Linked DNA regions of Homo sapiens: region 2 is linked to region 1. A link is a contact called in ENCODE Hi-C or POLR2A ChIA-PET data. All regions are on one chromosome and are shown on one strand. The core of a region is the stretch at or near the end of the contact, and the rest is flanking DNA. Distances in the headings are between cores, read along the strand shown.

The links. A loop is a pair of places that touch in the nucleus more often than their neighbours do. ChIA-PET counts read pairs that join two places held with the same protein, here RNA polymerase II (POLR2A). Pooled maps may share reads with other maps.
Region 2: a map with no recorded cell type shows a loop between it and region 1 (2.9-fold over the local background). The contact joins the enhancer-like site here to the promoter of LINC01358 in region 1. A Hi-C loop is called at or near these places in 1 of 168 maps with a recorded cell type or tissue (transverse colon), 5 of 37 single-sample maps with no recorded cell type and 2 of 50 pooled maps. POLR2A ChIA-PET finds 5 or more read pairs at or near these places in 1 of 52 experiments (H1).

What each region holds. Positions count from the first base shown.
Region 1 is chr1:59,018,318-59,022,331 of GRCh38, reverse strand. LINC01358 (long intergenic non-protein coding RNA 1358) reads right to left here and starts at 1,856. Exons shown (of 3, transcript NR_110626.2): 1 at 1,709-1,856; 2 at 755-844. RefSeq lists enhancers at 1,985-2,094, 2,125-2,174.
Region 2 is chr1:59,264,845-59,268,858 of GRCh38, reverse strand. No RefSeq gene overlaps it. Among named protein-coding and RNA genes, the nearest start is that of FGGY-DT, 30 kb to the left of the region's middle. RefSeq lists an enhancer at 2,275-2,434. Within about 2 kb of position 2,223, at least 3 of the 41 ENCODE cell types and tissues checked have a DNase peak (open chromatin) inside an H3K27ac peak, as active enhancers do.

The DNA of each region.
Region 1 (4,014 bases), core at 607-3,106:
TAAATTCAAAAGTCATTTTCTCTGAGAGTCCCACCCTGACCACCTGATCCAGGGATCCCAACCTGATTCCCCCACAAAGTCATTCTATATCCCAGGGTCCTCTTTCATTCTCCCCATAACACCTATCAATTCCTGAAGTTAGCTTTTTAATGAATTTATTGATTTGTCTATTGTCTGTCTTTTCCAGCCCCTTTCCCAATTAAAATATAAGCCCCATGGTGGCAGGGGTTAGCTTGTCTTTTTTGAGGCTGTGTCTGCAGCTTAGAGTAACGTCTGACACACAGTAGGTGCTCACTTATCATTCAGTGAAAGAGTAACCTCAAGCGGAGGCTATTACTATACCATTTTTTTTTTCGAGATTGGGTATCGCTCTGTCACCCACGCTGGAGTGGAGTAGCATGACCTTGTCTCACTGCAGCCTCCACCTCCCGAGCTTAAGCAATCCTCTCACCTCTGCCTCCCAGTTAGCTGTGTCCACGGGCACACCCAGCTATTTTTTTTTTTTTTGTATTTTTGGTAGAGATGGGGTTTTACCATGTTGCCCAGGCTGGTCTCAAACTCCTGAGTTCAAGCAATCCAACTGCTTCGGCCTCCCAAAGTGCTGGGATTACAGGCGTGAGCCACCTTGCCTGGCCTATAGCAGTTTTGGAGATGAGGAAGCTGAGGTTCATGACAAGGCCCATGTCGACAGATCTGAGATCCAAAGCCCTTTTCAAAGCCCAAGTCTCTTACAGGACGAGAGACTGCCACTTACCAAGCACAGTGGATACGTTGATAGAAATATGATGCTTCTACTTTAATCAGACTTTCTGATGTTTCTCTTTTTCCCTTGTCTGTTTTGAAACTGTAGACAAACAGGCATGTGAGTCTCTAATTCCAGAAAGTTTTATTTACTAGCATAATAATAAAAATAATAGCTTCAAAGTATGCTAAGAACTTTGTATACACTATTTCACTTAATCCCCACAACAAGCCTATTAGAAGGATAATTTAATCTCCTTTATACACATAGAAAAATAAAATTCAGGAAGATAAAATACCCTACCTAAGGTCAGTGGTATCAAAACAAGAATCAGAAGATACAAGCAGTAGCTGAATGTAGTGGCTCATGCCTATAATCCTAGCACTTTGGAAGGCTGAGATAGGAGGACTGCTTGAGACCAGAAGTTTGGGACCAGACTGGGCAACATAGTGAAACCCTGTTTCTACAGAAATTAAAAAAAAAAATTATCCAGAGGCATTGATGTGCACCTGTAGTCTTAGCTATTTGGGAGGCTGAGGCAGGAGGATGGCTTGAGCCCAGGAGTTCAGGGCTGCAGTGAGCTATGATTGCACCACTGCACTCCAGCCTGGGTGACAGAGTGAGACCCTGTCTCTAAAGAGAGAGAGAGAAAAAAAAATACAAATGGCTTAATTTGAGAAGTGAGTGATAAAAGACTAAGGAAACCAAGACTCAAACTCACATCTCTTTGCCTAACCACAGTGCTAGAGTAAACACTCCCTAAAGGCAGGCTCTGAACTGGGTACCAAGGATACGAAGACTCATTCCCTGACCTCAGCAAGCTCATGGTCTAGAAAAGGAGGACCCAATTTGGACAGGAAACAAACCAGGCACAAAACAAGGGGAAGAGGAGAATGGAGAAGGAGGCCTATGGGGACATGCTGGGCTCCTGCAACCTTAATGGTGGTAAATATAAAAGGGACTGACCTTCTAGTTTTTCAGTGTAACACCAGAGCTGTAGAGGGAGAAGGGCCACTAGGAGATTCCATTTCAGTGATGTAGCCAGCAGGAAAGCCCCCATAAGTGAGAGCCTGGAGAAGTATCTCCTACCCTGGACTGTGGCAGGAGGGAAAAAGAGCAGTCACTGTAGGGTGAATAGAGTGGTCCTTAGATTTAGTGTTTTACTTCCCCTCCCAGCCTTGAGCCAGCTGCTGTGACTCATGGCTCTTTGGCTGCAGGAAACCCGTTACAACCTAACTTTCTGCCTAGGTCAATTGGTTTTGGTTTCATTTTCTAGTCTGGAGTATGATCATGTTGTCTATTAAACTCAGAAATTTTCTTGACATTTTCAGTTTCATGCAGAATGAAAAAGAAGTGGTCTTGTGACAATGTGATCACCTTGCTGAATGTTCTAGAGCTAACCAGTGGGACAAGGGACAAGGGCTTCCTTATCAGGATGGAGTCTCGGTCTGTGAAGCCAGCAGTCCCAGTATTTGAAAAAAAAGTTGTCTCAGTCAGTGTTCTAGCAAAAAATGGATGGTACACTCAAACTGTGTAACTTGGAGGGAATTTAAGGAAAAGATCATTTACTTAGATGCAAAGGAAACTCTGGGGCTTATAACAGCAGGCAGTCATTACCTTCCCTATCTCTTAAAAGGCAAGAAGAGGGAGCAGTTCCTGGAACAAAAAGACGGGAGTTGTAGGGAGAGGGCTCCCCAAAAAGAGGCTGCCTTCATGAGAAGAAAGCAGCCAAGCCCTAGCAAAATCCTAAAAGGAGGGAGCAGGGAGAATAAATCCCCCATCCTCACTCTCCTGCCACTCCCTGCATCTCTTGCTGGTAACTTGCAAAGGCTGGGCACAATTGGGAGCTAGAAGGCAAGGGAGATCATTGATGGGGCCCATGCAGGTCGGCCTCCTAGGGTGCAGAGGTGGGTACAGAAGGGTAGGGAGATCTGGAGAGCCATGGAAACTCATGTAACATGTAACAATAGTTATGGCTGGTTGACAATAACTATACAAAGAGTGTCGATTGTGGTAGACAACTGCCATTGACTACTCAGGATACATCTGGCCCTTTCAAAGCACTTTTATGAACTAGCTCTTTTGATTCTCACAACAAGCCCTTAAGGTGGGCACTGTCCTGGACCCATTTTCCAGACAGGGAAACCAGGGATGAAAGAGGTTAAGCATTCGCTGGGAAATGAAGGAGTATGAACTCAAACCCAGATGGCTGTGGTTACAGATCCAGTGCTTGTTGTCCACTGGATGGGCCCATCTTACCCAAAATGATAACCGAGGAGCTAGGTCCTCAATCATTGCTGAAGGGTAGGGACATGAGTATGGCCTGGGGAACAAGAGGAAATAGTTCCATAAGCATTGTTTAGCATAAATGAGATCAAACAAACATGCTTCATTTAAAAGATGTTAAAATATCACCCAAGTGGGTGGGGGTGGGGAGACAGAACCAGAGAGAACGAGCGAGAGCGAGCATGCACCAACTGCACGTAGGATACGAGCCAAATGTCTAATTATAGCTGATAAGGCTCCTCCTGATCTGTGCCCTGCCTACTCATCTTTCCCTGTTCCCCGTGGGGCACTGTGTCCCAGCCAAAGGAAACTCTACTTAGTTCTCAAAATAGCCCTAGGTCTTCTGCCTGGGACAGTTCACCCCACCTTGTATTCGCCCACCTCAAATCCTATTTATCTATTGGGTCCTAGTTTTGGCCTTTCTCTTGCCTTTCTTCCTCTCTCCCTCCTTCCTTCCCCTAGCAAACACTTATCGGCATCGGGTGTGTGCAGATATAGTGGTCAGTGTTGCAGACCTGGGTCAATACTGGTCCCTGCCTTTATGGAGTTTCCACGAGGAAATCTTCCCTCCACGCCCAAGTGTAGGCTGGGGAGTCCTCCTTTGTGTTTTTGCGGCCTCTCTTACTCTGTTGTCTATCACCTGGTTTCGTGCCTGTCTCCTCTCTCAGACCATAGACTCATGAGGTTGGGACTCTGTCTGATTCTGTGGGTGTTCATTTCCTATCACTCCTGTAACAAATTACCACAACTTCACAGCCTAAAACAACACAAATTAATAATCTTACAGCTCCAGAGGTAAGAAGCTGGACACAGGTCTCACTGGGCTAAAATCAAGGCAGTGGGAGGCTTTACTGCTTTCTGGAGACTCTAGGGAAGAATCCATTTTCCAGCCTTTTCAACTAGAGGCTGCCTGCATTCCTTGGTTGATGGCCCCTTCCTTCATCTTCAAAGTCAGCCAAGGCTGGTGGGGTCTTTCTCACATCACA
Region 2 (4,014 bases), core at 974-3,473, 250 kb before region 1:
ATCCTATATCTTCAGGGTGTCTATAACAAGTTCCATGTCACACCATATGTAGTAATTTTGGTTTCTAAATATAAAAATAATAATAGTTATCATGTATTGGCTTCTATATATTAGGTATTGTTCTGGTGCTTTTTACATGTTAACACATTTAGTCTAAACAAGAGTCCTAGGAGGTAGATATTCTCCCCACTTTACAGATAAGGAAACTGGCCAGAGTAGATGAGTAGGTGGAAGGGAGGAATTGACCAAGATGCTCCTCCAGACTTGCAATGTGGTTGAGAAATTGGTGGCACCACTGACTATACTTGGAAAGAGTCGATATCTATTGGAAGAAAAGCTGTTTTAGACAGGCTTAGTTTCTGATGAAAGAGGGGTATACAAATGGAAGACATTCTTTGGCATTTAGAGATAAGGAATGTATTCAATAAAAGTGTATTGGGTACTGATATGGTTTGGATATGTGTCTCCTCTAAATCTCATGTTGAAGTATGATCCCTGGTCTTGGAGGTGGGAGGTATTTGGGCCATAGGGGTGAATCCGTCAGGATGGTTTGGTGCCATTGTCACAGTAATGAATGAGTTCTCACTCTGAGTTCACCAAGATCTGATTGTTTAAAAGAGCGTGACACCTCCCCTTTCTCTCTTTCCTACCTCTCTACCCAGGAGATGTGCTGCTTTCCCCTTTGCCTTCTGCCATGACTGTAAGCTTCCTGGGGCCCTCATCACAGGCAGATGCTAGTACCAGGGTTCCTGTACAGCCTGCAGAACCATGAGCCAATTAACCTATTTTCTTTACAAATTACTAGAGTCTCAGATAGAGACTATAGAGGCTTTTATAGTAATGCAAAAATGGATTAATACAGGTACCATCTAAGTGACAGACTCCAGGAGGGTGGTACACAACAGAGCTCAGGGAAGGGAATGAGACTTGTAGAGTCACATTCGATGCTAGGAGCTGGGATTCAGTTGCTAAGTGAAAGAAAAAAAAGCAGAGGGTTATGAACTCACATTTAGAGCATTAGAAAAAGAGAAAGAGCCAGTAAGCCAGACAAAGGATAGAAGTCTAACTATAGTGGAGTACCTGATTAGGTGGATACAAAATAGATTTTTAAAAATAAACTGTCATTTCTTCTTTGTTCTGAGAAAAGTGCCTTCACTTGATGGCCCTTCTAAGTTGCAAACATAAGGCAGTGGGGACCCACAACTGGAAGGAATTCTGTAAGAATCATCTTCTATTGCTTAGACAGGCTGCCTGCCTTGCTATGCTGAGAGGATCACTTGGATAGAAGTAGGCAAATTTGCATAGAAACCCAAATGGTCCTGGGCATGAAAGACTTGAGATCTGGACTTTTCTTTGGATTCTCAAATTTATTACACTCTTTCCAATAATTACAGATGGCCCCAGCTGAAGTCTACTGGCACAAAGGACACAGAGGTTTCCTAACAGGATCTACCTATGAGGACATTTCTGAACTGATGATACAGGTTTAATACCAGCACTTAGATGGTCACAAAAGAAGATTCATTTCAACCACATATGTGGCCTGTGATTCTGCTGGTGGGCATGATTTGAGGATAGTTGGGAGCATCTGTGTGGAGCACCTTTGGCCAAGAATAACACTGGGAAAGTTGTATTGTCCTTATTTAAAAGATCTCCTGCACCTTTGAATGGGACTAAGCTGGATATCACTGAGGCAGAAAGTGAGAATGAAAATAACTAGAAAGGACCAGACTGTGATGATGACCTCATGTAATAGTGTCAGAAGCTAAAGTTACTGAAAATAGAGCCACTCATAGACAGACCAGACTCTCCTAACTTCCCTGTGAGGACTAAGAATAAAAATAAGATTCTAAGCCCCTCAACTGACTGAAAGGACCATTGTTTGGCCAAGTAAACCCCAGAGAAACCTTGAAAACTGAGTTTTTGGACATGACTTGGGATGGGAGGTCAGGCACACCTCATTATATGCCCTCCCTTGCTAACTGCCATTAGGGTTTCTTTTCTAAGGGCTAAGCAGAAACCAGCGCTTTTAAAAGACTCCATCACTGATAACCAACTGCATTACACTGCCCCTTATATTTGGCATGATAAGAGAACCATAGAGTGGTTCTGGCCAGTCTACGGAGAATGCGCAGTAAGGTTTTTCATATCCTCTTTTTCACCTTTTAATGTCAGAGGGCTGAAAATTCCACCCTCAGATCATGCAAACACAACCATTTCCTTTTTAACATGGGCTCCCTGGGGAAGCATGAAGCTTACTTGCTATGCACACACTTCTCCTTTCATAAGTATTTAGGACTCCTCCAACAGCTTATTAAATATGTGTATTTGGTCACTCTGCTCAGCATAAATTCCTGTTCCCGTTGCCTCTCTCTCAAGGTGCCTGTTTCTGGCTTCTGACCAGAGGCTACACTTCTCAGCCTGTCAGAGTGTCCACCCTGTAGGCTGCAACACTATGAAAAATAAAGCTCTCCTTTTAAAATTTATGAACCTTATCAGTCTTCTGATGACAGGGGTGTTACAAACAGTACTGGGCTTTTGGATTAAGAAAGCAATTTAAAAGGAGGAAGCAAAAAGAGAGGGGAGCCTGAGCTAAGCTCATCTTAATTTTAAATAATAATAATGTGACATTAATTGAACCCCAAGTTGGTAAAGCAGGTCATACAGTTATGAGGACAAAGAAAGCACACTTATAAAAATTTTGCTACCATTGTTTGAATACTCACTAAGCACATTACCTTGCACTGTTCCTGATACATAGAAGATGCTTAATATTTGGTAATCATGACTAATAACATTAATTAATATATTATTGGTTCTAGTGGTTAAAACACTAATTTCAACTTGGTGGCAAACACAATTCTGGTAAAATAATCAAGTAATAATGCCAACGGTCACCTGCTTTTTAAATCTTATTCTTTAAGTGAACTCTGATCAGTGCAAGAAGGGCTATTGTTTGAGATTAGGAAGGAAAGGTGCTGCAAAAGGCATCATCACAGCCGAGTTGTAAGTGCCGGCAATCCTTCCTGCAGCTGGGAACTTGACAGGAAAGCAGAGACTCACTCCTCACCCACTAGGATGGTTACTAACAAGGCCTGCCTCTGATTGGCAGTAGGACAGGCTTTGTTTGCGTATTTTTCACCCTCCACATACAGCCCAACCCTGGGGGACTCTGCCAAGGAAGAAAATAATTACTTATAGATAGGGACAACTTGGCAAATTTCCAGATTTTGGAGAGGCATCTTCATCTTTCTCTTCTTCCTTTTTCTCGTCTGCCTTTGCTGTCTGCTTCTCTTTCTCCTTTTTCTTCTCTACTTCTTTCCATCCTAAATTCAAATCCCACATATCCACATATTCTCATCTATGTGACCTTGGGAGCATTTCTACTCCCACAGATGTTCTACCGACAATGACTTTGTGGTTAAGTAGTTTGGAGAAACCCAGGATACCAAATACCCTTCCTAGAAATTCACACTGCAACGTACCCTGTCTATAGCTCTGAGAAATTCTGTGGTGAAGGCACCATTTAACCCTGTTCAACCTAGGGCCTAATCTTCTTTGTTCACAAATACAATAATATTTATTTTTTCATGATATTTATTAATATTCCTCAGCACTAGGGCTCCAAGGGCTTTGGATCAGGGCATTCCAAGAAGGGGGAATAAGTACAAAGGTACAGAAGTGTAAAATAATTTTGTTTGATGGGGATGTTGTGGTGGGCGTTCTGGGAGAAAAATATGAAAGAAATTTGTTATGGCTGTTGTGCATAGAAAAGAGGAGAGTGTAGACAAAGGTCTGTATCACCAGGAATTAGTTTGTGAGGCACCTAGAAATGTCAATCTCAAAGCAAGTACAGAAGGTGGGTGAAAGGTACATTATACTAGGTCATCATCAAGTTTCATATACTTCTCTTACATTAGGAAGGTGAACTAAAAGATTGTGGTGAATATGCCTGGAAGTGAAATTAAAGAGGAAACCTAAGTTGTAAACTAGGTATTTGAGTTTTATTTTCTT